Regions from separate parts of the Homo sapiens genome. Here regions 2 and 3 are each linked to region 1. Evidence: chromatin contacts called from ENCODE Hi-C or POLR2A ChIA-PET data. All regions are on one chromosome and are shown on one strand. Each heading gives the region's core, a stretch centred on a gene start or an enhancer-like site at or near the end of the contact. The rest is flanking DNA. Distances are from core to core; before and after follow the strand shown. Region 1 holds the start of EPCART (ERG-positive prostate cancer associated androgen responsive transcript). Region 2 has its middle 54 kb from the start of LINC01934. Region 3 overlaps SCHLAP1 (SWI/SNF complex antagonist associated with prostate cancer 1).

Region 1 (3,026 bases), core at 227-2,726:
ATATCCTTTAAAATAAGGACTGTAGCCTGAGGGTACCTAAGAACATGTGGCAGAAGGCAAAAACAGAAGGTTTTTACAGTTTAGAATATTTTAAACTCAGAATATTGACTATATATTTTTGGTCAGAATTTTTCTTTTAAGTAGCAGTAATATGCCCATTTTGTAGCCACAGTTTTAAATTTTCAGTCTTCACCCCTCCAAAACAAAACAAAACACAAAACAGAACAACAAGTGAGAAGGAGGAGGGGGAAAGAGAGAAGGAGGTGGTGTGGGGTGGAGAGGAGATGATGCCCCCTTCTGTCATACAACAAAATCCATTTCGAATATCGAAACTTGCCAAGATCAAAACTGGCCAAAACAACAAACTCCACTGTTGAAATTGACAGTACGGTATAAGACAATAACCCAGGTTTCTCAATTGAAATAACTTTGCCACAAATTTCATCTCAACGTCTTTAATATCATGGTTCCCAGCCCTTCATGCTCATTAGTATCCCCTGGGAAGATTTAAAGCTGTACTGATGCCCTAAAACCATTCTCCTGATTCTGATGTGGTTGGTCTAGGGTGCAGCCTGGGCATCAGGAGATTTAAAAGCTCCCAGGGAATTGTATGTGCAGGTACTCAGTGTTTATCAAAAGACAGAAGACACAGCTATTCCAGACACCTGTTTGAACTGATTGATGGCAACCCAGCTTCATTAGATGTCTACCTAGTGTTGAATCTTTGTAGCATCCCCCACATTTGTTCCGTGAAACAGGGACAATAGGAGATCACAGTCTTACATAGCTCTCTGACCCATTAATCAACGGGTTGTTCCTCTCTGGTTCTCTCTGTGGGTTCTGACTCATGCTGCAGTAGAGAAAAAAGACAAACAGCCTAGCCAATAAACGACCGCTGCTACGCGATCTCCTTTGACTACAGTAAAGGGCCAGAAACTGCCTTTGGGAGTGCAGAGACAGTGTAGGAACGATGCTGCCATCTGGCTGCCTTCCTGGGCATCTCTTTAAAAAAAAAAAAAAAAAAAAAGTGAGTTACTAATCATACTCTCCTACATTTACACATTAGATACAGGCTTCACTATTCCTTTGCAGTGAGGACTCCTCAGTGACAGGCAGAACCCAAAGGGAGAGCAAAGCAGCCCAAGGGGAGCAGAGCAACCCAAAGGGAAAGCAGAGTAGGCCAAGTAGAACAAATGCTCGCCTTAAACTTTTTTTTCCTTTTTGAGACAGGGTCTCACTCTGTTGCCTAGGGTGGAATGCAGTGGCGCCATCTTGGCTCACTGCAGCCTCAACCTCCCGGGCCCAACGGATTCTCCTACCTCAGCCTTCTGAGTAGCTTGGGACAGCCGTGCACCACCACGCCCAGCTAATTTTTTGTTTGTTTGTTTTTGTACAGACAGGGTTTCAGCATGCTGCCCAGGCTGGTCTTGAACTCCTGGGCTCAAGTGATCCACCTGACTCAGCCTCCCAAAGTGCTGGGATTAAAGGGGTGAGCCACTGTACCTGGCAACACCTTTAAAAATTTCTTCACCCACCTATCCACCTTTAAAGTTGTTCTTTGAGGGCTTTCAGGAATGAGGTTAATCCAAATAGGATAAGGCAGTTTTGTTCCCAGGAAGTATTTAACACACTGGTTCTCAACTTTCCTACACATTAGAATCACCTCGGGGAGGTTTGTGAAAATGCAGATTGCTGGTCTCCACTCCCATCCAATTCAGTAGGTCCGAGCTGAAGTCTGAGAATTTGCAATTGTAACAACCTCCCAGATGACACTGCTGGTCTGGGAAATCACACTTTGAAAACCACTGAACAAATTGTCAAAAAATAATTGCTGACAGTCAGTAATGTAATAAATCCATTAGCCCCCTCCAGCCAAGGAGGGAAGACTGGGTAAAGAAGCCATAGACGGTGGCAGTGACCGGGGTCAAAAGATGTTGCCACTATGGGGTTGTTCCTAGGTATCTATGGAGTAGCATACCAAAAAGGCCAGGTAAGAAGAAGTGGTATGGATGAGGATTAGACGAAAAATGCCTCTTCATTGTTTTGCCTGGGCTCCTCAGAGACTTGTGGGAAATATTGCATCGTCTCTTAACTAAATATTAAATCATCCCTGTGCATCTAATTTAGTGGGGGGCAGACCTGTTTCACAAGCCAAAATAACAGGCTGCAATAACTGAGGATTTTATATATACCCTGACCAAAGAAGTTTGCATTCTCATAGCACCATCTAGTGGAAATTTGGGGATTTTTGTTTTACATCGAACAGCCTAAAATGGAGATAGTTTATGTTATTATGACAGGGAGAGAAGACTGCACGATTTGCTAATTGAGGTGCAATACAGACAAGTAAACAAAAACAGGAAAAATGTGGCTTATGTGAAAGACATTTTTTAACCATATACAACATGTTCTATAAAAACAGAGCAAAGCCGTTAGCTGAGGAACTTGTGTGCACAAAGAAATATGTACAAATAGCTTTTCCAGAACAGTCTAGTAAAAATATGTAGTAAAAGTGGGAAGATTATGTTATATAGAAATATATGTTTATGTGCTGTGTTTATATGCCACAGCCTCAAACCTTCTTATAACTTATTAACAATTATATGAAAATATAGGAACAAAGCTCATGTTCTGTATGAATACAACAGGATTCAAATAACCACATACATTACAAAGAGTTGAATAAATTGAATTCTCTATTTTCTACTGTATAGTCAAGGAAGAGACAGAGTAAGGAGGAAAACAGTTGTCAAATCTGCTGGTGGTTCTGAGAAGGGATCAGAGAGGTAAAAATGCAAGGTGTTAAAAATCTGTTTTACTGGCCCACAAAATGTTGTTTGCAAAACTCTGTTCTAGATGAGCTGATAGTTTAAGGGTAACTGTTTCACTAAATGGTTTGAACTCAATGGATATTAATCAGAAGCAATTTTCTTTTTCTAATCATATGATTGGTCAACTTCTGCTTTCTTGCCCCTGAATGATATCTCAGGCAGATTCCATTGATAATTGATCATTGTCATAGTTCA
Region 2 (3,026 bases), core at 330-2,829, 950 kb before region 1:
AATCTTGGGAGGCAAGAAGTCAGGACAATAGCAGGGAAAGGTAAGCAGAAAAAAAGGTGTGAGCCTTGGTCATAAGCTGTGACTGCCTTATGGATTTTCTGGAAATGAAATCTGATCTTCAAATTCCGTACTTCCTGAGTGAGGTACAATCCAAAGGGAGAGAAGGCTTGTAACTGAGTCTTGCCACGGGACCAATGGTGGAAGTGAGGGTCACAGAAATTGGTCACTATGTCCTTCTCTGACCACCACATCCATAAAATAGAACAGGGAAGAATACTCAGTTTTCTAGAGTCATTTTTCCTCTAGCAAACTCAGGGACGTCATCTGCCACACCATCCACTGAGGCTTTTCCAAAGCTCTGTGTAACTCACCTTGGACACCCCTCTTCCTGACTAGACCATGATGACCTCTTTGGGAAACACAGCGTAACTATTTTTGTGTCCAGCATTTAAAGCAGTATTAACTTTCAGCAAATAATTGAATTTCTCTAGTTAAAATTGGTGTCAAGGTAGATTCTTCAATGACTTCAGGAAAATCACTTGAATGAAACAAAAATTAAGGTGCTAAAGATTCAAACAACTGCTAAACCATACCTGATGAAAAAGAGGAGCCATTCGAGCTGATATGGATGTTTTAATTGCATGTTCATTAACATGTTAACTATGAAATAAACGAAAGGCTCATCCAGATAGACAACTCAATCATTCATTTTTACACTTGACCACAAACGACTAGTTACTCTGCTGGACATTAATGGGTCACACAGATGTATGAACTGTCGTCTCCCCATTCTCACTTTCAGCCAATAACATCTCGTTTCATGGAGGAGTAGAAGCTACCAAAGAACTTCCTACGAACCACATCTACCCTCCAATCTCACCTATGCCCATGTCCTCTGCAAATTCACAACAAGGGCCAAACACCTCACTTGTACTAGATCCTATCCCCTCTTGCTTATCTAGGGGAACTCAAGAATTTGGTGAATGACAATGCTGCTGTAAGTGCTGGATGCTGCACTTCCCAAAGAGCTTCTGCTCTAGTCAGGGAGAAAGACAGATGTCCAAGGTAGTGCAGAACTTTGAAAACACCCTGAATAAATTATGTAGCAGATAACTTTTTCAAGGACACTGCTCCTCCTCCCCTACACCATCCACTTCCTCCTCTCTAATCTTTCCTATCAATATACAAACATGCTGTAATTTCTCCCATCTTAAAGAAACTCCAACTACTCCCTACTTCTCTATTTCACTGCAAAATTGTCAGGAGTCTCCAAGTTCTCTATTCCTTGTTACTTTATTCAATCAAGCTTTAATTTCATTGCTCCAACAAAATTGCATATAAAAGTCACCAGTGTCTAGGACTCCTGAGTTGCTAATGGCTATTTAGGTCCTTATTTTATTTGGCTTATCAGTAGTCTCTCATGGGGTAGATCATTCCCACCTCCTTGAAACTTTTTACTTCCCTTTCAGGTTATCACACTCTCCTGATTTTCCTTTCACTTCTTGAGCGTTCCTTCCTGGATTACTTTGCTGACTCATCTCTCCTCAGCCTCCTAATGCTGGGAGTGCCTAAGCTTCTTTCTTCTCTAGCAGCACTCATTCCCTTGAGTGAGTGATCATAGGTCTCACAGCTATAAATACCAACTACACACTCACGTGTCACAAATATACATCCCTGGCCCAGAACTCTTGAATTCCAAATTTGTATATCCAATCTTGCACTTCCATTTGGATGTTTAATAGGCATTTCAAACTTAACCTGTCAAAAACTAAGCTCATAATCTTTCTCCCTATCCTGCTTCACCCTCGAGTTTTTCACCTTGGTTAATGACAACTACAGCCTACTAGTTTGCTCAGGCCCTAAACTCTAACTCCTTTTTCACACCACATATTCAATCTATCAGCAAATCTTCTTAGCTCTATTTTTAACCAGAACCTGACCTTTTCTTACTACTTACACTGCCACCACCCAGGTTGAAGTCACTGGTATCTCTCACCTGGATTACTGCATTAGCCTCCTAACTGGTCCCCCTGCTCCCAATTCCTTAGCCCCACAGCAAGTTTTTCTCTGACTGATCAGATTCTAATAAATCATGTCCTGTTGCTCGTTGGCTAAAAACAGCTTCCAGTGGTGTCCCATCTTATTTAGAATACTAGCCAAACTCCTTAAAATGAAATACAAGACCCTATGTGATCTGCCCACCTGTCATCTTCTTGACCTGGCCTCCTATTCCTCTCCTAGTTGCTCACCTGCTCCAGCCCTCCTAAGCACTTGCTACCTTTTGAATGCATTGGGCATGCTCTTGTTACAAGATTTTTTCAGTTGGTATTCCCTCCGCCTGTAGGACTCTTTTCCTATGTGGCTTATTCCTCACCATCTTCAGCTCTTGACTCATTTTTTAGGTGAGGTCTTCCCCGACTACCCTTGTTATAACTGTAATTCAACCTCCCCTTTCTTTCTCCCTCACTGCACACACTATTTCCCTTCCCTACTTTGTTTTTCTCCATAACACTTACCATCTAACATACATATATGTGTGTGAGAATGTGTGCGTACGCACACACACACACACACATATATATATACACTTTTAAATTTTTTTGGTCTGTCTCCTAGCAATTGAAAGTAAACTCCATAAGGGTAGGAATTTTCGTGTATTTTATTCACTGCTAATCCTAAGCACCCAAACCAATATTCCAGTGTACACAACTAATAACTTACTGAATGAAATAAATTGGATCCCTTATTTCTAGGGGCTCATAATTGAGATGATATACATACACAAGTAAAACATTATATATGTCCTTAAAAAAAAATAACCATGGAAGAAAAAACATGGTGTCTCATGCATATTTAAAATGATCTTCACCATTTGAGAGTTCTGTGACCACAGCAAGAGTTTAGCAGAGGGCTAAAAAGTGCTCTTCAAACGATGATAAAGGAATCAGGTAAGGGGTGCCAGTGAAAGCCCTACAGTGTTATCCCCTCATACTCTTTATCTCATAAATTAATACTCTTCTTCATCA
Region 3 (3,026 bases), core at 334-2,833, 610 kb before region 1:
CTGATGGGAGATGAGATGAATCACAAGATGTATAATGGAATGCAGAATATTTTGCTTGTTACAGTCAAAGCAGTGGGACCAGTAATTACTGAAAGTTTTTTTTTAATTACTTCACAAATGCTTGTTGCCCTTTTCGGCCTTTTCAACAGCTTAAGTAGCCACACCTCAGAGCTATTAATATTATGCATTTTAATTTTTTTTTCTTTATCCCTTCCTTGTACCCAACTACTAGCAAAAAGGCTTGGAGCATCCGGGAATGGCCTTGATACTGAAGTCAGCAGGCAAAATCTACTACTGCCTGAGCACCAGGCCAAGGGGCCAAAAATGGTCTGGAGATTACCCTCTTGTTACCTCAGTAAAAGTGTGGCCGAAGAGAAGGACACACACTAGTTTCCCTAGTCTGAGTTTTTCTGCAATCAGGAAAGTATCCATTAATTTACAAAGAAACAAAAGGCTTAAAGCTTTGTCAAAAATCAAATGCAGGCCATGTGCAGTGGCTCATGCCTGTAATCCCAGCACTTTGGGAGGCTGAGGTGGGTGGATAGCTTGAGGTTAGGGGTTCAAATCCAGCCTGGCCAACATGGCAAAACCCCATCTCTACTAAAAATACAAAAAATTAGCCAGGCGTGGTGGTGGGCATCTGTAGTCCCAGCTACTCAGAAGGCTGAGGCAGGAAATTGCTTGGGAACCTGGGAGGTGGAGGTTGCAGTGAGCCAAGATCGTGCCACCGCACTCCAGCTTAGATGACAGAACGAGACTCTGGAAAAAAAAATTAAATGAAGCTAAAGTTTTATTATCATACCTTTCCACTTCCTTGAAAAAATTCAGTAGCTCTTGTATGATTTTAAATTTATCATTTTCTATACAATCTATAGCATGGCTTGCCTATTTTCTCTTATTTTTTTATTGCAATTTGTGGCTGTAAATATGCAAAGATATTTATGAACAAACATTCTACCAGAAACAAATATAAGAGAAACATATATTTTCACTATATACATACTTATTTTTATTAAGGGCATATAATGACCCTTTGTTTGAAAACATATTACTAAAATGTGGTTTCATAATCATATAGGTAGACTCTTTATATTGTAACCAGCACAAATATTCACTAAGGAGAAACATGCAAAATATTTTTCAAATACATATTTCAGTTGAGAACTGGACCTTGAGAACTAGAGATGCCCTGATAAGCATTCAAGATATAGCCAATCCTACCAACTGTTTTGTGATTCTAGAAGAGAGTAGGGAATATCTGGACTATCTGGAATGTCTACAATATCTGGAGAGAATCCAAATTGCCAAATGATATCAAATAATCATATGAATAATGTCTTATTTCTGGAAGCAGTCAAATGAGACCCATGTGAGCAGTTAGGACAATATCCACTTTAAGCCTTCTGCAAACAATTTCTGTAATCTTTCCTAAACCTGCTTTTACAGCACTCATTAGTATTCTTTGGCTGTCTGGCACTTGATGCCTCTGTGATAGATATTAAATATCTTAAGGGAGGCAGGCCCCACTAGTATGTCACAAGCTGATGCTGTGGCTCATGCAAGCCAAAGCTCCATGGAGAAGCCGATGGCAAAACCTCAGAAGAGTGACAGGTCACAGCTGTTAGCCCTAGGATAGATGCTGGGTGAATCAAGGCCTAGTGTAAGTCTTTTTGTTCCCAATCAAACATGTGGGCTACACAATCCTTAAGGTAACCAAGCTGGATTCTCAACATGGTATTCCTAACTCTAAATGGGAGTCTCAGATTAGGAATGCCTTGCACATTTTAGATGCTTAGGTTATATAATATTGATGTAAGTATGTTGGGTAACTGCAGACAATGCTTGCATGAAGGAATATTATGCATCTGTCTCCTCAGCAAATGTATTGTTATTTGGTTATTGTGCCTCTACCATGCCACAATGTCTCATTCCCAAATTACCAAACATTCAATTGCTCTCCTGGGTCTTTTGGTTTCAAAACTTTGTGGAAGAGAACTATAACTCCTTGCTTAAATCCTTGTCATCAGATGTAAAAGCTAGAATAAACTGCATTTTATAACCCTAGGAAAGCTTTGGAAACTCTCAGCATATTAATAAGGAAGCTTTATTTCTGTCCTATTGGGGAAAAAATTAGTAGTTTATCTGAAGATATAAAGTCAAGATCCCTAACAATTTTTCTTTTCTTTCCTGAAGCAGGTCCCCAAATTTTTAACTTTTAATTTACTTTTCATTTAGTATAGGATATTCTCAGTGAGATGTACCATTGTATGCGTGTCTTTGATATCTAGAAAACTCTACATGAGCTATTTACATGTAAAAAGTTAATATTCAAGATGTTTTGATAGTGGTAAAGCATCAAAGCAATTGTACTGGTTGAGATGCAACTTGTCACTTGGAATAAATCAAACCTTTTAAAGTATATTAATAGAAAATGACTGTACACTAAAAAAATTAATTGGATGGTGATAATTTTTATATATTATATATAATAAATTGCATGTTATGTAAAGAAATTTTTTTAAAGATGGTAAGGCAAACTTTAATCTTGTGGGGGCCATAGTGATAGGTAAAGGGATCACTGGAATGGGGTCTTGCGGTGGAGGAGGGAGATTGGACTCAACTCCCTGTGTAAAGCAATTGTGAAGCTTTAGCTTACAAACGAGGTTGTTTTCCTTGTGAATGGGTTAGAATGACCAGTTTTATCAATACATATGTTACAATCAACTGTAAGTGTCATAAGTCATTAATTACTGATGGTAGACAAAGTACAAAAATTTGTAGAAGACTGTCTTTAGAATACATTAGAGTTGATTCAAAGTTATCTTCATATTAACATCTCTCTCACTTGTCCTGGAATATGCTTCCTAGACTGTGAGAGAGGGGAATTAAAGGAACTGGACAACAGAGCATGACACACACATGAGCTCCATTCCCATTTGCAGCACAAGGTATGATATTGTAGTATAATCAGAAATGTGTATTTGGTCTTCATCCTCAGTTTCTGACAGAGAGCTCCCCAAACCCTT

The links. A loop is a pair of places that touch in the nucleus more often than their neighbours do. ChIA-PET counts read pairs that join two places held with the same protein, here RNA polymerase II (POLR2A). Pooled maps may share reads with other maps.
Region 2: a loop to region 1 is called in a map of GM18951, with 7 times the contacts of the local background. The contact joins the enhancer-like site here to the promoter of EPCART in region 1. A Hi-C loop is called at or near these places in 22 of 168 maps with a recorded cell type or tissue (A673, GM18951, HepG2 and 15 more) and 23 of 50 pooled maps. POLR2A ChIA-PET finds 5 or more read pairs at or near these places in 3 of 52 experiments (H1, HepG2 and MCF 10A).
Region 3: a pooled map shows a loop between it and region 1 (2.2-fold over the local background). The contact joins the enhancer-like site here to the promoter of EPCART in region 1. A Hi-C loop is called at or near these places in 2 of 168 maps with a recorded cell type or tissue (Calu3 and PC-9), 1 of 37 single-sample maps with no recorded cell type and 2 of 50 pooled maps.

Annotation. Positions count from the first base shown.
Region 1 is chr2:180,123,644-180,126,669 of GRCh38, reverse strand. It overlaps EPCART (ERG-positive prostate cancer associated androgen responsive transcript), which reads left to right and starts at 1,476. Exons shown (of 4, transcript XR_923634.3): 1 at 1,476-1,990.
Region 2 is chr2:181,068,809-181,071,834 of GRCh38, reverse strand. No RefSeq gene overlaps it. Among named protein-coding and RNA genes, the nearest start is that of LINC01934, 54 kb to the left of the region's middle. Within about 2 kb of position 1,579, at least 2 of the 41 ENCODE cell types and tissues checked have a DNase peak (open chromatin) inside an H3K27ac peak, as active enhancers do; they include PC-3, where a contact is called at or near this core.
Region 3 is chr2:180,737,833-180,740,858 of GRCh38, reverse strand. The region is part of intron 3 of SCHLAP1 (SWI/SNF complex antagonist associated with prostate cancer 1); the gene reads right to left. Among named protein-coding and RNA genes, the nearest start is that of SCHLAP1, 47 kb to the right of the region's middle. Within about 2 kb of position 1,583, at least 2 of the 41 ENCODE cell types and tissues checked have a DNase peak (open chromatin) inside an H3K27ac peak, as active enhancers do.